Regions from separate parts of the Homo sapiens genome. Here region 1 is linked to region 2. Evidence: chromatin contacts called from ENCODE Hi-C or POLR2A ChIA-PET data. All regions are on one chromosome and are shown on one strand. The core of a region is the stretch at or near the end of the contact, and the rest is flanking DNA. Distances in the headings are between cores, read along the strand shown. Region 1 holds the start of ZMAT2 (zinc finger matrin-type 2). Region 2 overlaps CYSTM1 (cysteine rich transmembrane module containing 1).

The links. Hi-C counts contacts between places; a loop is a spot of excess contacts on that map. ChIA-PET counts read pairs that join two places held with the same protein, here RNA polymerase II (POLR2A). Pooled maps may share reads with other maps.
Region 1: a pooled map shows a loop between it and region 2 (2.2-fold over the local background). The contact joins the promoter of ZMAT2 here to the enhancer-like site in region 2. A Hi-C loop is called at or near these places in 1 of 168 maps with a recorded cell type or tissue (Ramos) and 4 of 50 pooled maps. POLR2A ChIA-PET finds 5 or more read pairs at or near these places in 1 of 52 experiments (AG04450).

Annotation. Positions count from the first base shown.
Region 1 is chr5:140,696,663-140,702,300 of GRCh38, forward strand. ZMAT2 (zinc finger matrin-type 2) reads left to right here and starts at 3,785. Exons shown (of 6, transcript NM_144723.3): 1 at 3,785-3,816; 2 at 4,157-4,250; 3 at 5,344-5,467. The coding sequence starts at 3,799. HARS2 (histidyl-tRNA synthetase 2, mitochondrial) reads left to right here. Exons shown (of 13, transcript NM_012208.4): 9 at 281-408; 10 at 502-744; 11 at 907-1,023; 12 at 1,270-1,416; 13 at 1,831-2,643. The coding sequence ends at 1,890. RefSeq lists an enhancer at 4,044-4,113.
Region 2 is chr5:140,218,215-140,223,916 of GRCh38, forward strand. The region is part of intron 2 of CYSTM1 (cysteine rich transmembrane module containing 1); the gene reads left to right. Among named protein-coding and RNA genes, the nearest start is that of CYSTM1, 46 kb to the left of the region's middle. Within about 2 kb of position 2,293, at least 15 of the 41 ENCODE cell types and tissues checked have a DNase peak (open chromatin) inside an H3K27ac peak, as active enhancers do.

The sequences.
Region 1 (5,638 bases), core at 2,535-5,034, 480 kb after region 2:
CATGTGCTCAAATTCTACCTCTGAAACAACTCTTTTCTGTAGATATGCTAAGCTCCAGGGCCTGTCCTGAATTTAATTTCTCTTTTACTTATTGTAACGACTTTGTGTCTTCAGATGGCAAAGCTAGAGGCAAAGGAGGAGGGTCTTGTCATGTGAGACTGGGATCTTTTTTTTTTTTTTTTTTTTTTAAAGAAAATGAGGAAGACTAGCTAGAGCACATTAGGGATAATTTTGAATGAAACACATGTGAGTGAACAGCAGAGACTTTATTTCTCTCCAGGTGGGGTATCCCTAGTAGAGCAAATGTTTCAGGATCCCAGACTATCCCAGAACAAGCAGGCCCTGGAGGGCCTGGGAGACCTAAAGCTGCTATTTGAATACCTGACTTTATTTGGAATTGCTGATAAGGTAAGCTGAATTGCAAATGGACCTCCTGCTGAGCTCTAGGGCTCTCAGGGTCCCGAGTCTAGTTTGGGACTGACTGTAATCTTGTCCCCACAGATCTCCTTTGACCTCAGCCTGGCTCGGGGCCTAGACTACTATACAGGAGTGATCTATGAAGCAGTGCTGCTGCAGACCCCAACTCAGGCTGGGGAGGAGCCCCTGAATGTGGGCAGTGTGGCTGCTGGTGGGCGCTATGATGGGCTGGTGGGCATGTTTGACCCCAAGGGCCACAAGGTGCCATGTGTGGGACTCAGCATTGGGGTTGAGCGAATCTTCTACATTGTGGAGCAGAGGATGAAGGTAGGTCCTAGATAGGTGTGAGGTGGGGCTGGAGACCTAAAAACCCTCCTGTTTCTGGAGGTGTAGTTGGAGTGGTTTTCTGATGATTCTTTTTGTCTTGATTTTTGGAATTGCTGGTGGAAAGGAGGTTTTTATTAGTTTTACTTTCTTCTCTCTTATTAGACCAAAGGTGAGAAGGTGCGGACTACAGAGACTCAAGTGTTTGTGGCCACACCACAGAAGAACTTTCTCCAAGAACGGTTGAAGCTTATTGCAGAGCTTTGGGATTCTGGAATCAAGGTATGGTGGAGCTGATATCTGAGCCATCTGGGTATGTGTGGAATTTAGGACCCAGGGCTATATCTATCTTATGTCTGGGGTGGAACTCAAAACCTTTTTAGTCTGCTAGCTACTACTGGCTACTAGATTGGCTTTTTAGGGTAGGCGGACTAGCCACTTATCTCTGGCTTTCTTGGATATCCATGTTCCTGAGGTTTGTTGCTGTGTTCACTTCTAAGTCCCTTACTCTGTCTTGATCCTTTTCAGGCAGAGATGCTATACAAGAACAACCCCAAACTATTAACCCAGCTGCACTATTGTGAGAGCACAGGCATTCCACTGGTGGTCATTATTGGTGAGCAAGAACTGAAAGAAGGGGTCATCAAGATCCGTTCAGTGGCCAGCAGAGAGGAGGTGAGTGGCGGCAGCAGAAATAGAAGGGACGAAGTATTTCTGCCTTTCCCAGATTCTGTAAGAAATATGCATCTTCTGGCTGAGAAATTATCTTCATGGTTAATAGTGGTAGAGATGAACAAACACTCACTCAAGATGACCATTGCTGCCTGTGAGTATTGACTGGGTGGCCAGAAGAAAGACAAATGAAATCCGAATGGGTATTTTGAGACTAATCAACATAATAGACATAGATCAGGTGTTTGAATCCCTTTCATCTTGAGGGTATACATTCTTCAGGTCAACCCACACTACTCCTTTCTGGTTGTATAAGTAATGGGAGAAGATGCAGAGTAAAACAAATCTGGAAAAACAGTGGCTAAGGAGTTAGTATCACTTTCTAGTTTATCACATGAGGATTCTCTTATGTTTCAGGTGGCCATTAAACGGGAAAATTTTGTGGCTGAAATTCAGAAGCGACTGTCTGAGTCTTGATCCTTGCCTGATTCCCATCTGCTGCTCTTTGTAGAAAAGGTTTCCTCTAGAACTGAATTCCTCTGGAATTGAGTGATGGACTTCACAACAACTAGCCAGGAAGGGTGACAAGTACCTTCTGCCTCCTCCATTCTTCCTGGGTGCAGAACTGTAGAAGACCCTGAGGACTCCTGGGCTAGTGTGAGCAGCTATTCTGCATGGGTGCAGATGGCTGGATGTGAAAGAGACATGCTCTAGCTGCAGAGGCAAATTTGAAGTGCCACGGAACGTTGTCAAGAGGTAGTGAGATTGTTGCTGTGAGCAAGGCTCTGGGAGAGTCACCTCAGGCTCAGGATTCTGAACCATTGAGATCAGAAACCAGATACTTAGCCTTCTACTGTAGCTACGGAACCAGATTCTGGTGAATTTGTCCACAATCAGCCATTGGCCTGTCTGGGGAGTTTTTGGAAGACAGCAAAGAGGGGCAATGGCTGCTTTCAGCTTTGAGGACAGATGCTATCCTAAGGGCATGGCAGTACCCATGTTGATTTGACATCTCTCTAGCCCATCCATTGCTTACAGTAGAAGAGTGGGGCTGTATGCTTGATAATCTTGAACATTGAACTTAATAGATGACTTGACAAGGTAGAGATCTGATATTTTGAGATTTTGGAGACCATTTCCTGTGCCAGAATCACTGCTCTATTCCATACCGTGCCATGGAGGCTGTTTTAGAAGTGGTTGGATAACATGTTAAATAAAATATTAAGTGTAGTAGTTTGGGTAATTTGTTATTGTTATCAAGGGCTTTGTTTGCATAGACCATAGAAAATGCTTGAGTGTACATTGGAGAATTCTGTGAGGTAGAAGTAACCTCCCTGGGATGATGCTTCTGTATTCAGTGATGAGCAGCCACAGTTTCTCCCTCTTTCCCTGTCTCCTCAAGAGGTAGTTTTTTTGTTTGTTTGTTTTTAGACGGAGTCTTGCTCTGTCACCCAGGCTAGAGTGCAGTGGCGTGATCTCGGCTCACTGCAACCTCCGCCTCTCAGGTTCAAGAGATTCTCCTGCTTCAGCCTCCCGAGTAGCCAGCTAATTTTTGTATTTTTAGTAGAGACAGGGTTTCACCATCTTGGCCAGGCTGGTCTCAAACTCCTGACCTCATAATCCACCCACCTCAGCCTCCCAAAGTGCTGGGATTACAGGCATGAGCCACTGTGCCCGGCCAAGAGGTAGTTTTGTTGCTAAAAATCAACATATAGTGAGCCGGTATGCCACAGTGCTTCACTCTAGAGTGTTGTTGATGACTGGCCTTTCCAAATCCAATTATGCTGATTAAATTATGTTCTACTATAAAGTTCCCCAGATGATGGAAAAATAAGTGAACCAAAGGGTGGTAGCATTGCTTCAAGGAAAAGAGCCCAAGTGCAAAACATGCTTTTTATATGTGCGTCGGGAAGGGTGCCTCTGTTGCAAACGTTTCAGTGTAGTTTAGGGTCATATCCCTAGTGCATGCAGGTGAATGAGAGGCATCTAGACCCCCTAATGGCGCTTCGGCCTTAAAAAAGGTTTAGAAATTCTTGGCAGTGGACGCAAAGTTGCTAGACTAGATCAGAGACCACTGTTTTGCGAACCTCAGTTTCCTTGTTTGTAAAATAGTTGAACTAAATCTTGACCCTTTAATGCTTGTTTTGAAATCCAAGGCAAAAAACAATTGCAAGCGCCCTTACTTCCGTGTTGCTTCATACTCCTCTTGCGCCTGCGCTGTCTCCTTGGAGCAGAGGCGGGGCCAACAAGCCTGTTTTAGAAACCCTCCAGTCCTTAGCTCGTTTAGAACACAAGACTCCAAGCTTATTGGAGGGCTATCTTGCCTTACGGCTCCAAGCCGCTTTTTACGGCGTTTTTCAGCTCGCCATTCACTTCGCTGTGAAGATGGCGTCGGGCAGCGGGGTAGGTGTTGTGTCTGAGGAGGAGGTTTTGCGGGGTGGGGAATGGTTTTTCAGACCTGAATAGAGACAAACTCCTGCACCCGACTGGCTTCCCGATATCTCCTCGAGATCCCAGGGTTCAGGTTCAAGAACTCCCCAGTAATAGGCCTTGGCAGAGGGTCAGTAGAATCGCGGAGGTTTCTCGGGTTGGGGTCTTGAGGCTACCTCAGTCTTCTCGTACAGTCCAAAGAGGCTTTGCTTTCAAAACGTCCTGTAGACACCTGGACCGCGAGGGCGCGGTTCCCTGCTTCTCTAGGGGCCCAGACACGGCGACGGATCTTGACGCTTTTTCCTCCCCACAGACAAAAAACTTGGACTTTCGCCGAAAGTGGGACAAAGATGAATATGAGAAACTCGCCGAGAAGAGGCTCACGGAAGAGAGAGAAAAGAAAGATGGTGGGTGCTAACTACATCAAGGGCTAAGGGTATCACAGAGGCGATGCGATGATGGAGAGCGGGTGGGAGTTGAAGTGCGCTGCCTTCCCACGCGGTGTAAGCTCTGGCAGAGTGCTGCTTCCCTGGGCCTAGGTTTCTGCATTTACAAAATGAGAGCGAGGAGGTGGGATGAAGTAAGTAGTTTTGAGATGCTCTTCAGCTCTATTTCACTCTGCTTCCTTGCCCACCCTTTGCTTGGCTCGTTTAATGCTTTCCTGAAGTACAGAGAAGATAACGGCATCCTTAGTAGTGACAGAGAAGTTAAGTAGAGTATTTTGCTGCTGTGCATTACCGCTATCAGTGACCCCCCTCTTTCCCTTGAAATTTCTTAAGGGAGAGAACATTCCTGGCCCAATCAAGACCCTCCCATATAGTCTGAGAAAAGCCGGGGAACTTTGCAGGATCTGTGATTGTTTCAGCTAGAGCTTAGTAGTGCTGTTTCTCTGTGCCTTGTACATCAGGGAGTTGGTGCTTCTCTCCTGTTTAAGAGATTGCATAAAGAAATGTTTTATTTTGTCATCTGTTTCAAACGTGTACATTCTTCTTTCCCTTTACCTCCAGGCCACCTTGCACTCACTAACTCTTTCATTTTTTATGTAACATGTAAAATAAATAGTGCTTGACATGTAACAGGCATTTCCTAGATGTTGGTCCCCTTTTATAAATTTGCCCAGCTCTCAGAAGGTTCCTTTCCGTTATGCCTAGGGTATCTGCCTGAAAGCATTCTTGAATGTCCTTGCTCCCGTTTTGAAAAAGTTGCTTCTAGTAATTCTTCAGAAATTCTCCCCCACAATTCAGTTAATCAATGAATATAAAACATACTGTTTTTAGATTTGCTGGCTTTAAAGTGGAGAAAAGCTGTAGAGTTGAGGATTGCTTATGATTTCTTCCTGTGTTGAGATTCTCCCCAGCTGCTACTTTAAGTGTCTGTTGTGTCCTTTCAGGAATGATTTTGAAATGAGTAAGACCTGAATTTTGGATTTCATGCATTTTTTTTCCTTTCTGGTTGAGGAACTATAATATTGAAGGGACTTCCTTCCCCATTATGTTTCAGGAAAACCAGTGCAGCCTGTCAAGCGAGAGCTTTTACGGCATAGGGACTACAAGGTGGACTTGGAATCCAAGCTTGGGAAGACAATTGTCATTACCAAGACAACCCCTCAATCTGAGATGGGAGGGTGAGTTGCTTATCATTTTTCCTCTGCAGCCAAGAATGCATCTAATAAGCCACCTATTTTGGTTTTAGGAAGTGTTAAGGAAGGTCCTTGGCCCCAGGATTACGTCCTTCTTGCCTGTAATTCTATCTTTATATTTGTTTTTCTGTGTCTCCCAAGGTCTCAAGTTGACAT
Region 2 (5,702 bases), core at 1,043-3,542:
TAAACAGACATCTCTTTTTTTTCCCATTTCCATGTCTCTTGTTCATTTTTCAAAAAGACTCCAGTTCATTGTGTAAAATGCAACTGTCTGTAGGGTGTACCAGTTCTATGCAATGCCCATGTTGCTTCCAGGTGTCTTAGCGATTGGGAAGCCCTGCCTTCTGTCCTTCAGGTCTCTGTCTTGGGAGCAATAGTAGCAGCTAGAGTATACAGAATACCCGCTGTATACTAGGCACTGGCCTATGTGGATTAACTCATCAAGTTCTTGAAGAACCCAATAAGGGAATAGGTACTAATCTCATCCCTATTTTACAGGTAAGGAAACTAAAGCTGGAAGAGGCTGTCACACCCTCAAAGTGGCACTGAGGTTGGACCCTAGGGTGTCCCAACTGTAGCACTGCCTTTCTTTGCTTTTGCCCTATGTTCCTTGGTGGGCTGCCAGGCCCAAGGGATTTGGTCTGCTTGTGCTGTGATATGGACAGATGATGACAGCAGCATTGCAAACATACTATCCAGGAGGGTGGTACCCTAAGTCAAGTGTGCTATATACGGGGCTTTTGGAGTTTGCTGAGAGTCCTTCTGCTCTATCTCTTAGTTCTCCAAATTGGTAGTGCTGTAAATAAAATCACCGCTTTGGCAGCTGAACTCTACCGGATGGGGTGAAATCAGATGCCCTCTGGCCCTCCCAGCATATTTTTGGAGGGTCCCTACATACCTGCTCCATCTACAAGGCCAACCTTACTTAGTTTTCCACCTTACAGTTTTCATGGCAAGAGGCTGGTCATGATTGTGGAGACTTTTTAAATCTGGCTTCAGTGACAAGCTGGCCAAGCCTGATAGAGTTCACCATGGAAGGGAGTTGTTTCCCTAAACTCTGGCCCTGTCTTCCAGGGCCAGAGTCCTAGTTACAGTCGTACAAGCCAGGCCACCACTTCTGTCTCCTTTTCTCTGCTGGTGAAGTCTCTAGCCTCACATTTGCCAAATAATCACATCTCAGTGGGTAAAGTGGGGATTTTCAGGACCATTTGCCCTTGATTCTAGGTGGATGTCAGCTTGTGTTACAAAACAGTGTTACGAAACAGCAGGAATTGCGGTGGATAATTTGGCATAGCCCAGGCACCCTGCACAGTTCTTTGCAAATCTACAAGGAATGGCCTTTGTTTCTCTGAAATCGTGGGCAGTGTGCTGCAGGTAGTAGAGGGGAGGGGTGGGAGACAGTCCTTACAAGTGAGGGTTGCCCCCGAATCACCTTCTCACCACATTCATTGAGAATGGTCATCCTGTCCCATCCCTGACCTTGGAACTCACTGTGTACCAGCCTCTAAACTGAGGTGCGTTCAGGAGAAAACACTACTGTTTTTACTGTCATAAAATTAAGCCTGGCAGTAGAAAAAGAAAACAACCTGCGGTGCTTTGCATAAATATATCTCCTGGAGCTGTTAATCAGTAACACAGGAATCTGGTACCTTTTGAAGCCAGTTATGGTCTGTATACCTAAGATAAAACACGTTTTATGTTCATTAAAAATGATATGGCAGTGTTTACCTTCTTAGAAAATGCAGCAAGTACTATTTGAATGAGACTCCTGGGCCAGCACTCAATGTGAATCAGGCTAACATTGACGATAACAGAGTAGTCTGTGCCTGCCTGTGCCTGGACACTAATTGGAAAAACCCAACAGCTACCTCCTTGGTGATCTCTGCCCATTTGGGCAAGTTCCAAAGAGCCAGCTCCACTCAAAGTAACTTCTCTCTTTTTTTTTTCTGTAACCCAGTGCCTGAAAACCAGGAGGAAATCATTTCCCTGATTTCTGTTTAGCCTTCTAAAATCATGGCAGTAGTTGTCTTATATTCAAGGGCCACTGACATTGGGGGTTTTTGGTTTCTAAGTCATTTCCTATCTCTGTTTCACTCTTACCTTTTCTCTCCTTGCTTTATTTCTATGCTTCCCTGGTTTCAAGCATCATTCTTGCTGCTCAGCAGGGTATGAAATAACAGTTCATGCATTAATCACCCTAACCACGGTTCCATCCTGAGGGCAAGGGACTGTCAGGCCATGGTGGCCCTATCAGTCAGAAGCCAGGGCTATTAGGGCTGGCTGTGGCAGCCAGGGCCCATCTAAGATGATGCCCATTTCTTGGTGAGCCACTCACTAGCCATCGTTTATTGAATTTTCTTCTAGCAGTGCAAGAAGAGAGAAATGAGGAGAGGGCGGTAATAAGATTAACATTCCTCTCACCTTAACTCATTGAAAGGATCTGTCATGATTTTGTTCCAATTGTGTTTATAATTGGTCTTGCCCAGTTTGGCATGTGGCTGTGAGCTTCCTGAGATGGGTCTTTGTCTTCTTTTCAAGTGGTCTGTGAGCTGCCTGAGTCAGGGATGATGTCTCTTGTTTCTGGACTCCTCTGCAGGGTTGGCTGTGTCAGGAAAATGCAAAGTGAGCATGTGAGGTGGGAAGGAGACTGAGCTAAGTGTCAGCAACAGCAGCTTCTTTCTCCTTCAGCACATTTGCTGGATGTGAGATATAGTTGGAGCAGTCTAGAAGAGTCTTCAAGCAGGAGGGCAGGTGGGCACACAGGCAGGCAGAGTGGACTTACTGTTTTGTGACCATGAGGTGTCTCTGGCTGGCTGGAGTCCAGGCTGGCTCCAGGGGCCTGCAGGATTGATTCATGCTACCAAACCAAAGAGAACTGAAGCTGCTGCTGGGACAGAACATCCTGAGCCACCAACGTACAGAGTTTTGCCTGCTGTGAAGCTCAGCTCTGGTGTCTTTTTCCCCAAGTGTTGAAGTGTCCTGGAATTCTCATGTATAAACAGAGGATTAAAGAATGCAAGTTTCTTAGCTATTTAGGAGGCTGAAGCAGAAGGATCACTTCAGTCTAGGAGTTCGAGGTTACCGTGAGCTATGATTGCACCACTGCACTCCAGACTGGGTGACACAGCAAGACCCTGTCTCTTGAGAAAAGAAAAAAATAATGCAGGTTTTTATGTATGTGATAAAATTCTCATAAAATTTGCCATTTTAACCATTTTTAATGTACAATTCATTGGCATTAAGTACATTCACATTGTTGTGAAACCGTCACCACCACTCATCTCCAAAACTCTTTTCATCTTCCCAAACTGAAACTGTGTCCCTGTTGAACAACAACTCACCATTTTCTCCTACCTCCAGCCCCTAGCAACCACCATTCTACTTTCCATGTCTATGAATTTGACTACACTGAGTACCTCATATAAGTGGAATCATATAGTATTTGTCCTTCTGGACTGGCTTATTTCACTTAGCACAATGTCCTCAAGATTCATCCATGCTGTAGCGTGTGTCAGGATTTCCTTCCTTTTTTAGACTGAATAATATTCATTGCATATTTATACCACATTTCGTTTATCCATTGACACTTGGGTTGCTTCCACCTTTTGACTATGTTTCTAAATACTGCTGCTGCAAACATGGGTGTACAAATATCTGTTCAAGTCCCTACTTTCAATTCATTTGGGTAAGGGTTTAAAGCACAAGGAGCAGGATGTCTTTGAAGATCAGTTTCTGATGAATCACCGTTCTCTGCTGAGCAAAAGTCAGCTTTACTCACCATCTAATTTTAGACTCCAGCATAACTATCACTGGACACTCATAATATCAGACTTCATTTTGATATTTGATAGGCTTTCACAACATTTTATAATTCCAGTTTGATATATCCCCGATATATCCCCTTTCATTGACCACATTTCAGCTGGCCACTTCCTTATGATTGTGGAGGCACCCTTGTCACTTATTGGTGGGCACTGGACTAGGCAGTGCGCCTTACTACCGCCAGCTTGCTCTAGTGGCGTGGGCTCTTAATGACTTTGACCCTTCTCTTTCCTGACCCTAGTTGAGCTGGGCTTTTGGCCTTGTCCCCAGACCTGGCTCTTAGGACTTGAAACCATGAGCCTGCTGATGACTAAGACTGTTGAAGCCACTTGTCTTCCCCTCATGGCAGCTTTGTGCAAGCATGGTATTATCCCCCATGTCTTCCAGTTTTTGTAATCTGCTTTTGTTTCATCCAATTCTTATACAACATTTAGAATTATTGGAATTACATATGTGTAACTTCCTAGGAAAGTATATTTCTGAAATGCCTTGGCACAGGACCGGTTTTTCCCCATACCAGCTAAGGACACACTTGGGTGATAATTGGCTTCCTTGAGCCAGTGTCCATCTGTATTTGCCAGGCCACTTAGGAAGTAGAGATGGCTGGTTGTGAAACTCTTGTCTTAATGGGCATGTGATTATTCTCTGTGTTAATTTCTTCCTAGCAATTCTCTAGATTCACAAATGAGCCAACTCAAACTACTGCATAACTAAAAATACTGAGATCAGTTCCAGTGTACTGGTAGACTTTGAACTCATGACGTGGTAAGGACCTAGACTGTGGGCCATGTGGCTCTTGTGAGTGAGGCAGGGACTGCCCACTGTAGCCATCTGCCCCTGCCTAGAAGGATGTTGGTGCTGCTCATAGTTCCCAGCCAGCCTTCCCTCCCTGTGTCTCAGGCCCTGTAGGGGCAGCATGTGGAGAAAGCCTGTACCCTGCACTTTAGGAACTTAGAGTCTAGTTAGGGAATATGGGAACACTGACAATAAGCCAGCCACTTCTGAGACAGTCCTATTTTCTTTGTTCTATTCTAATAGCAGAAGTAAAAAGGAAAACATCACGGGCATACAGAATAAAAGTCTCCTATTCTTACCCCCAAAACTCTGTTCTTCTGGACACTGTACATATCCTGGCCTGTAGTCTGCCTTTTTCATCTAGATACTCACCTTGAGCCCATCTCTGCCTCAGTGCTGTATTCTTAAGGACTGCTTGATATTTCTAAGGCTGTTTTTGAATGATTGCAATTACAGTGTGCTGGCAGGAATTCAGAGTCAGAAAGACCCTTAATGGGGTAGGTCAGGAAGATCTCTTGGAGGAACCACCTAGAGATCCCAGGTTCTGGGTAGGATCCAGTGAGATGTTGCAAAGGAGAAGGAGGAGGAGGAGGACATCCTCTGCTACTTTTCTCTTCTGCTCTTCTCAGGGCTGATGGTGCCTTCTCCTGCTCTGGCACATGGCCCCTGGGGCAGGGAGTGGGAAGGATCAAACAATATTTTGTTGTCAAGGCATTTTCATCTTTGGGACCTTACTGTAGACACCACTGTCAACCCTGCTTTTTACAGATGTTGATACTGAGGTTTGGAAAGGTGAAGGGGACAGCCCAAGTCATGGGCAAAACCAGGAAGAGGAGGGAATGTCAGCTGGGTCTGAGCTGGGATGAGCTGACAAAAAGGATCAGTACATGCTTAGTACTGCGGCTACCATTTCATTACCCTGATGGTTACCTTATTTTCCGGATGCTGGAGGACAAAGGCGGGAGTTTGCCAGACAGTAGATCAGATCCTTCCCAGAAGAACAGAGATCTATGTGGGGTGTGGAATAAGAGCTCTTCACACAGTAACCCAGCTTTCAGCTGGGTCCCTGGCCTACACCCTGGGAGGGGCCTGCTCATGAATCAGGCAGCTATTTCTGGAGCTGATATGAGGCAAGGGGGCACTTTGCTGCACTGGGGTAGGCAAGCCATTCCTCTGGCAGGGAGAGAAGATCAAAGAGGTTGTTCAAAGGGTATGCAGCCAGTTCCTGGAGGGTGGCTGGTGTCTATGCTCACAAGTTATTCCAGGGTG